2 separate regions of the Homo sapiens genome follow, and region 2 is linked to region 1. A link is an interaction called in ENCODE POLR2A ChIA-PET data of the cell type or tissue named here. Cell type or tissue: Panc1. All regions are shown on one strand. Each heading gives the region's core, and the rest is flanking DNA. Links, peaks and the distances in the headings are about the cores only.

Region 1 (4,397 bases), core at 278-4,277:
GTGTCTTCATCTGACAAGTATTTCTTGAGCATGTGGCACATCCGGGGCCACTTTTGGGTGGTGGGTATACAGAGGTCCACAGAACAGGCCTGATCTCAAGGATCCCCCTTTAGATTGAGCATTTCTGCTAATAGAACAGCTAATGTAGAGCAGAGAATGGGGAATCAAGACTAGGGCTGGGAGCTGGGCCCAGTGGCTCATGCCTGTAATCCTAGCACTTTGGGAGACTGGAGCAGGTGGATCTGTTGAGCCCAGGAGTTGAAGACCAGCCTGGGTAGCACAGTGAGACCCCGTCTCTACAAAAAAAGAAAAAATTAGCCGGGTATGGTAGTGCGTAGCCTGTAGTCCCAGCTACTCGGGAGGCTGAGGTTGGAGGATCACTTGAGCCCAGAAGATTGAGGCTGCAATGAGCCATGATCTTACCACTGCACTCCAACCTGGGCAACAAAGCAAGACCCCTCTCTAAAAATTAAAAAAAAGACTAGTGCACTTTAGGAGGCCGAGGCGGCGGATCACCTGAAGTCAGGAGTTCGAGGCCAGCCTGGCCAACATGGTAAAACCCTGTCTCTACTAAAATTACAAAAAAAAAAAAAAAAAATTAGCCAGGCATGGTGGTGGGTGCCTGTAATCCCCGCTACTAGGGAGGATGCGGCAGGAGACCATCACTTGAAACTGGGAGACAGAGGTTGCGGTGAACCTCAGATCAAATCTAGCTCTGCTGTTTATTTACATTGTGACATTAGACAATTCAACTAAGTTCCCTGAACCTCAGTTTCTCATTTAGAAAATAAGAAATACAGCACCTACTTTGTAGTGTTGTTGTGAAAACATGTTGTGCTACATGTTGTAAAGCATGCAGCTTGTGGCAAGTGATGTGTAAATGTCAGCGCCCACCTTCATGCTTTCCCTGCCAAGACCAGACTTGTATATAAAACACTCAGCACAGAGTGAGCCCTCGATAAATAGTCACTGCTAGTATCATGATGATTATAAGTGATTATCAGATTACATATGTCTAATGAGATATGCCTGCAAGTTCATCTTTAAGTAAACATACACTTAATTTGTTCCATGACATTCTGGAAACATTGTGCTACGTCTCTCGGTTGAACCCACCTCTGCTCAAATTTTCCATTGATAAAAATAGGACTCATAATGCCAGCCTGGTTCCTGGGCAGGAAATGACTAATGCAATTAACTGTTTCTGTACTAAATCACAACCCGGAGGCGTGTCTCTGGCATGAGTGAAGAATCGTCAAGAATCCTGGCTGTTAGGATGCTGATTGTCAGGTTCCTCTGCCTGCATCGTTGTTTGTCAGCCTGCAGTGGCCTGGGGATTGAAAACTGGAGTGGGTTTCCTGCAGAGAGCAAACCCTTTCATTAGCCAACCTGAACATGCAGTCGACTGACACTTGGCGTTTCTCTCCGTAAATTAATAAGTTGGCATTTCTGGTTGATATTTTTAGATTTGTATGACTTGTTCATAACGTGCTGATGATTGAACCTGCTCAGCAGGTTAATGAGAGTCGCTGTGGGGCAGGCATTGCAAATAATGGTGATTGCATGGTGCACCGGCCTTTCTTTAGTAGCAGAAGCCCTTCTGTGTAAGGGCAAGAGCAGGGCCACTGTGACAGGGGAGGCCCAGAGGCCTCAGCCCCACACTGGGCTCCTCTGCAGGTTGCCCCTGGACCTAAGAGTGCTACACCTCTGGAAAACAGTGTGGAGAGCAGTGCTGTGGCCTGGAGGGAGGAGGACGCAGCTAGCAGGCAGTTAGTCGGTTCCCTGGGCATTTCCTTTGCCTCCATAGGCCTCCTTGCCTCCAGTGATCTGTTAGCAGGTGTTGGGTGATGGTGCCCCCTAGTGGACAGTTTGCACAAGGGCACCCACACTACCTCAGGGCTTTTGGTTCCTGCAGTGGCGGGCTCCCCCATTGTCGGCTCTGAGGTACTTCTGAGAAGCCTCGGGACCAGCCCAAAGCTATAAACGTAGAGCTGGTGGGCTTTGAAGTACTCACTCCCCATTGAGGGATTATTTTCTTCTCCTCAGGGTACTCCTAGGAGGCCTTGAATTCTTCGGGGCCTCTTTAGAGTGGGGCTGGCCTCCCTGGGCTCCGGTGCCAGCCGGGTGTAGCTACTGGGTGCACCCAAGATTGTGAGGAGGGGAGGAGGCGTGTTGTGCACACGTGTATGGGGTGAGAGGCATTATAGGTGTGGCCTGGGGATGCCGGCCTCCCTCTCTCCGTCAGGAAAGCCAGCATTGTTGCCGCACCTAGGAGGCAGCAAGGCGCGGTGACAGGAATGTGTCAGGACACAAACTCAGGCTTCACTGCCAGCTCTGCCATATGCTCATGGTTACCTGAAGTGTATACACCACCGTGTGTTTGTTGGCTGGGGCTGCCATAACAAAATACCACAGACGAGGTGGCTTCAACTACAGAAACGTTCTTTTCTCACAGTTATGGAGGCTGGGAGCCCAAGGTCACTGTGAAAGCAGGTTTGGCTTCCCCTGGGGCCGCTCTCCCGGGTTTGTGCTGGCCGCCTTTTTGTTCTGTCCTTACATGGCCTATTCTCTGTGTGGGCGCCTCCCTGCTGTCTCTTCCTCCTCTTATAAGGATACCACACACACACACAGACACATACACACACACATATGCCACACACACACCACACACACCCACACCATACACATATGCCACACACACACACCACATACACATACACACATACACACACACACACCACACAGACACACACCTGGGCACAGTGGCTCACGCCTGTAATCCCAGCACTTTGGGAGGCCAAGGTGAGCAAATGGCTTGAGCCCAGGAGTTCCAGACCAGCCTGGGCAACATGGTGAAACTCCATTTCTACAAAAAAAAAACCCACCTTTTTTTAATTAGCAGGCATGGTGGTGCACACTTGTAGTCCCGTCTACTCAGGGGAGGCTGAGCCCAAAAGGTGAAGGCTGCAGTGAGCTAAGATCGCGCCATTTCACCCTAGCCTGGAAAACAGAGCAAGACCCTGTCTCAAAAAAAAAAAAAAAAAAAAAGGGTCAGGCACAGTGGCTCACACCTGTAATCCCATCATTTTGGGAGGCCAAGGTGGGCAGATCACCTGAGGTCAGGAATTCAAGACCAGCCTAACCAACAGGGCGAAACCCCATCTCTACTAAAAATACAAAAATCAGCCAGGCTTGGTAGCACACACCTGTAATCCCAGCTACTTGGGAGGCTGAGACAGGATCATTGCTTGAACTCAGGAGGCGGAGGTTGTAGTGAGCCACTGCACTCCAGCCTGGGTGACAGAGTGAGACTCTGTCTAAAAAAAAAAAAAAAAAAAAATATATATATATATATATATATATATATATATGTAATATATTAAATTAAATTAAATAAAGCATATCAGTCCTATTGGAGTAGAGCCCCATTGTTAGAGCTCATTTAACTTAATTACTGCATTAAAGACCCTTTCTCCAAATACAGTCACATTGGGGGTTAGGACTTAAGCATAGGAATTGGGGAGGGGACACGATTCAGTCTTAACAACTACCCTGTACCTCAGTTTCCTCATCTGTGAAATGGCAATAATAATATCTGCCTCATGTGTTGATATGTGGATTAAGTTGATTGAACAAGATATGTAAAAGGAAGTCTCTAGCTGAGTCCTTTGCATGTATGTCTATCTGTACCTAGATCCATCTACATATACACATATAGACATGCATATATGTGTGTATATATGCATATTTACATATACATGCATATATACCCGTGTGCACATATATACATGCATATGTACATGTATATACACACACTCTCAATAAGTGCATGTGTGGGACACTCCTTTCTGCCACCTCTGTTTTAGGAAACCTTAAATTTGCCAGGAGTCTGTTTGCTTATCTCAAAAATGGGAGAGAGGAGACCATGTGGCCTAAGGGAAAAGACATCTCACTTTGGGTCAGAAGATTGAGGGTTCAAGTCCTTTCATGGTCAAAATGTTTCCAATGTTTTGTATGGACACTTAAAAAAGATGCAGAGTCCCTCTTTCACTGGGTTCACTGGGTTGTGAAAATTGAACTAAATTAAGTTAGGTAACTAATAATAAAGCACCTGTGGTTACATCAGAGCGCTGGAAATGGAAGTTTCCTCCCTCCTCATTGGGACTCTGAAATCCCCTTAACTAAGTACTGGTGGGAATTTTTGTTTTCTTTTTTCTTTTCTTTTCTTTTCTTTTTTTTTTTTTTTTTTTTTTTTGAGACAGGTTTCACTCTGTCACCCAGGCTGGAGTGCAGTGGCGCACCTCAGCTCACTGTAGCCTCTGCCTCCCAGTCAAGCCATTCTCCTGCCTCATCCTCTCACCTCAGCCTCCTGAGTAGCTGGGACTACAGGCGTGTGC
Region 2 (4,397 bases), core at 280-4,279, 320 kb before region 1:
AGAAAGAAAGAAAGGTGGGGGAAAGAGAGAAATAGAGAGAAAGAAAAAACATTTAAGTCAGAAAGGAATAGAAATCATCTTTAGAGTCTGGCTCTATAAGCCTCCTATTCCCAGATGTACGCCCAGCAACACAGCAGAGTAAGAACAAAGTACTAAACATTAAAAAAAAATAATGCTATTGATGAGGCATAGCCAGCCTTAATCTTTTCTCCTAAAAGTTTCCAAATTATAGATTTGAGCTTGTATTTATGAGACACTGAAACAACATTGGAATTTTTTTAGAGGAAAATGAACTGTGTACATGGAACCTAGAAAATTAATAAAGACATAAAAAAATACAACCTTTATAAAGAGATTCTTTATGACCTCTGTACTCATGAAACCTGCTTGTTCAGAGCTCTAATATTGTCAAACTTATCTTTTATTTATTTGTTCATATGTTTCTCTATTTTTATGTAGCATACCAGGCCAAAGAGGTTATACACAGGGCAACATTTATATAGGTTATAAGAGAGAAATATATACGTTGAAAGCAGCCATCACCGACTCTGCTCACCAAGCTCTTCCATCAAACTTTCCCACTAAACTACCCCTTACAGCAGAAGAACCTTGACCTCTGGAGGCCTTCAAGTGCCTGCCTCAGAAAAAATGTGTCTTTTGAGATAGATAGTTGGATGGATGGATGGACGGATGGACGGATGGACAGACGGACGGACAGACAGACAGACAGGCAGGCAGACAGATAGATGTAGTAAAGAAGGAAGTCAAAGTTTACTATTAAAACATCCAGTTGAAAAACATGAAATCAAGAGAACAAAAGTATAAAAATGAACATTAGGATAAGAGGTAGGAAATGAGATGTTCTAATTCAAGCATTGATTTTAGCTGTTTTTGACTTCAGTGACATTTTATTTTAGAGATAACAAGTTCCTGGATCTCTCTATTTTTGTATGTCCTACATTCTATTAGCACAAAATGGAGAAGACACAAAATGTGGAAAGAGATGAAGATACTCACATATTTTTCCAGTTGCCTTAGGAAAGTTATTGTACCTCTCTGAATTTCATTTTTCCCATATGGAAAATATGAATACTCACAGTACCCACCTCACAGAATGCCTCTGGGATTAAGTGAATTCATATATGCACAACGTTTAGCAAATAGGAAGCCCTCAAGCATGTTAGTTACTACACGGGAAAGTACAAAAGCCTATCATAGGTTCGTTTCATGGAACTATGAAGGCCCAGGCTTGCTCCAGGTTTTCTCCTTTTCTTGCTTGGCCTGCGGGATGGAGCCTGTCTTCCTCTCTGGTTCAAAGCAGCCATCACAAAGTCTGCTCATCCAGCTTTCCCATTGTGCTTTCCCTCTAACCTACCCCTTACAGCAGAACTTTGAGCTCCAGAGGTCCCCAGTTGCCTGCCTCCGGAGAAATGTGCCTTTTGACATCTTGTGTTTCATCTAAAAAACTTTTGCCCACTTTTTAGTCTACTTCATTATATATGTGTGTGTATGTGTGTGTGTGTATTTTTGTCTTTGTTTTTGTTTTTGAGACGGAGTCTCGCTGTATTACCCAGGCTGGAGTACAGTGGCGCGATCTTGGCTCACTGAAACCTTTGCCTCCCGGGTTCAAGCTATTCTCCTGCCTCAACCTCCTGAGTAGCTGGGATTACAGGCGCCCGCCGCCATGCCCAGCTAATTTTTGTATGTTTAGTAGAGACGGGGTTTCACCATGTTGGCCAGGGTATTGAACTCCTGACCTCAGGTGATCCGCCTGCCCTGGCCTCCTAAAGTGCTGGGATTACAGGCGTGAGCCACCGTGCCTGGTCTATATATATGTTCTAATATCAAGTATTTTCTCCAAATTTCCTAACACATTTGTCACTCCAGGAGGATGTAGGTTTATCCTGTGATTTCCAATAATTCCTAGAATGTGTTGTATGTTCCCATGGTATAAAGAACTCAGTTTAAGAAAGAGAGACTGACTCCCAGTTCTTAGGATCTGTTTAGTCAGGAAGAATCAAGGAAGGCAGGTCTTTTGTCTCAAGCAGGAATTTAACCACTCTGAGGACCTAGAGCCACTGTGGAAAGGGGCCCTGCAAGAGGGTAATTCAGCTCAGACAGAAAAGAGAGGCAGGACATGGAGCTGGAGAAAGATCCAGTTCTGATGATATCACCTTGATCCTCTAGTCCTCGTCATCACCAGCCTCTTATATTCTTCTTATAAGAATACCAGCCATGGCCGGGCCCAGTGGCTCACGCCTATAATTCCAGCACTTTGGGAGGCCAAGGCAGGCGGATCACGAGGTCAGGAGTTCGAGGCCAGCCTGACCAATATGGTGAAACCCCGTCTCTACTAAAAATACAAAAACATTAGTGGGTGTGGTGGTGCGTGCCTGTAATCCCAGCTACTCGGGGGGCTGAGGCAGGAGAATAGCTTGAACCTGGGAGGCAGAGGTTGCGGTGAGCCGAGATCACGTCATTGCACTGCAGCCTGGGCAACAGAGCAAGATTCCGTCTCAAAAAAAAAAAAAAAAAAAAAAGAATACCAGCCGTATTGGATTAGGGAATACTCCTGGACTCTTGAGTTGCATTTTCTCTTTTGCTCTGGCCTGCTCTAGCCCTATGCCTTGAGGTGCCCTAATATGGCGGGTCATCGCCAACCTCAATTTAAAAAAATGAGAATTACTTTGTAAACATAGATTATTGTATGAACTATGTACCTATGTTCTCAAATGCAGTGATGGAACATTAATTATATATACATTTTTTTCCAGCTTGGCTTACTTTTTACATTTTTTTATTTTTTAACATTGTGGTAAAATACATGTAACAAAATTGACTATCTTTTTTTTCCTTTTTTTCTTGAAGCGGAGTCTCGCTCTGTCACCCAGGCTGAAGTGCAGTGGCGCAATCTCGGCTCACTGCAAGCTCCGCCTCCCAGGTTCACGCCATTCTCCTGCCTTAGCCTCCTGAGTAGCTGGGAGTACAGGAGCCCGCCAGCACACCCAGCTAATTTGTTTGTATTTTTAGTAGAGACGGGGTTTCACCGTGTTAGCCAGGATGGTCTTCATCTCCTGACCTCGTCGTGATCTGCCCGCCTCGGCCTCCCAGAGTGCTGGGATTACAGGCATGAGCCACCGCACCCGGCCTAAAATTGACTATCTTAATCATTTTTAAGTGTACAGTTCAGCAGCATTAAGTACATTCCTATTGTGCAACCATCAACATCATCCATCTCCAGAACTCTTTTCACCTTGCAAAACTGAAATTCTGTATCCATAAAACAGTAACTCCCTATTCCCCCCTTCCCCCAAGCTCCTGGCAATAGGATTAGTTATATTTGAAATATAGAAGATTGTCTGAGGCCAATACCTATGGGGAGATTGTACTCCAAAACTTGAGACATGTATTGTGCCTCTTGTTATTGCAATCACATTTGAAGGATCCATTTATCAGATTTCGTGTTCGTTCTACATATTTTCACAAAATCAATACTGAAATAAGTTGGAGGTAAAGTCACTTTTTGGACCTAGGGAGTTTTTAAAGTGCAGTCAATATGTCATCACAGAAAAAGAAAGTAACATTTTGCAAGAATTATTTGGACTTCATTATTTTGTCTTTGACACCTCTGACTGTCTCTAAAGTTTATAGATATTAGTTTAGGTTAATGAACATTTTCCTGGCTGGGCGAGGCGGCTCACGCCTGTAATCCCAGCACTTGGGGAGGTGGAGTCAGGTGGATCACCTGAGCTCAGGAGTTCGAGACTAGCCTGGCCAACATGGTGTAACCCCGTCTCTACTAAAAATACAAAAATTAGCTTGGCATGGTGGTGGATGCCTGTGATCCCAGCTACTCGGGAGGCTGAGGCAGGAGAATCGCCTGAACCCAGGTGGCAGAGGTTGCAGTGAGCTGATATTGCATCATTGCACTCCAGCCTGGGCAACAAGAGTGAAACACTGTCTTAAAAAAAATTTCCTGTATAATTTTTAACTATTTATAAAGGTATTTATTTGGAATGAATAGTGTATTAGTTTCCTAGGGCTGCCATAACAAAGCACACAAAACGAAAGTCTATTCCCTTGCAGTTCTGGATGCTAGAAGTTTGAAATAAAAATGAATGTCAGCAGGTTGGTTCCTACTGAGGGCTCTGAGGTCATGTCTATTCCATGCCTCTCTCTTAGCTTCTTTTGACAGCCAGCAATCTTTAGTGTCCCTTGGCTTATAAATGGATCGCTCTAATCTTTGCCTCCATTTTCCTGGGGGCATTCTTCCTGTGTCTTCACGTAGTTGTCTTCTTATAAGACTACCAGCCATATTGGATTGGGGCCCACCCTATCCAGTATGATCATATCTTAACTAATTTACATCTGTCTGGCCTTGTTATGAAATAAGGTCT

Evidence for each region. ChIA-PET counts read pairs that join two places held together with the same protein. Peaks named below come from ENCODE experiments on the same cell type or tissue, not always from the same donor. Only the 100,000 strongest peaks of a DNase experiment are listed, where the experiment ranks them.
Region 2: POLR2A ChIA-PET joins it to region 1 with 8 read pairs; 7 of 35 experiments call an interaction of 5 or more read pairs at or near these places.

What each region holds. Positions count from the first base shown.
Region 1 is chr4:40,906,323-40,910,719 of GRCh38, reverse strand. All of the region lies in intron 10 of APBB2 (amyloid beta precursor protein binding family B member 2), which reads left to right. Among named protein-coding and RNA genes, the nearest start is that of NSUN7, 160 kb to the right of the region's middle. In Panc1, for the core only: CTCF peaks have their summits at 1,658 and 1,859 (motif pointing left); DNase peaks (open chromatin) are centred at 1,139 and 1,839; H3K27ac peaks cover 453 bases.
Region 2 is chr4:41,224,864-41,229,260 of GRCh38, reverse strand. All of the region lies in intron 1 of UCHL1-DT (UCHL1 divergent transcript), which reads left to right. Among named protein-coding and RNA genes, the nearest start is that of APBB2, 13 kb to the right of the region's middle. In Panc1, for the core only: no CTCF peak of the experiment used is centred there; no DNase peak of the experiment used is centred there.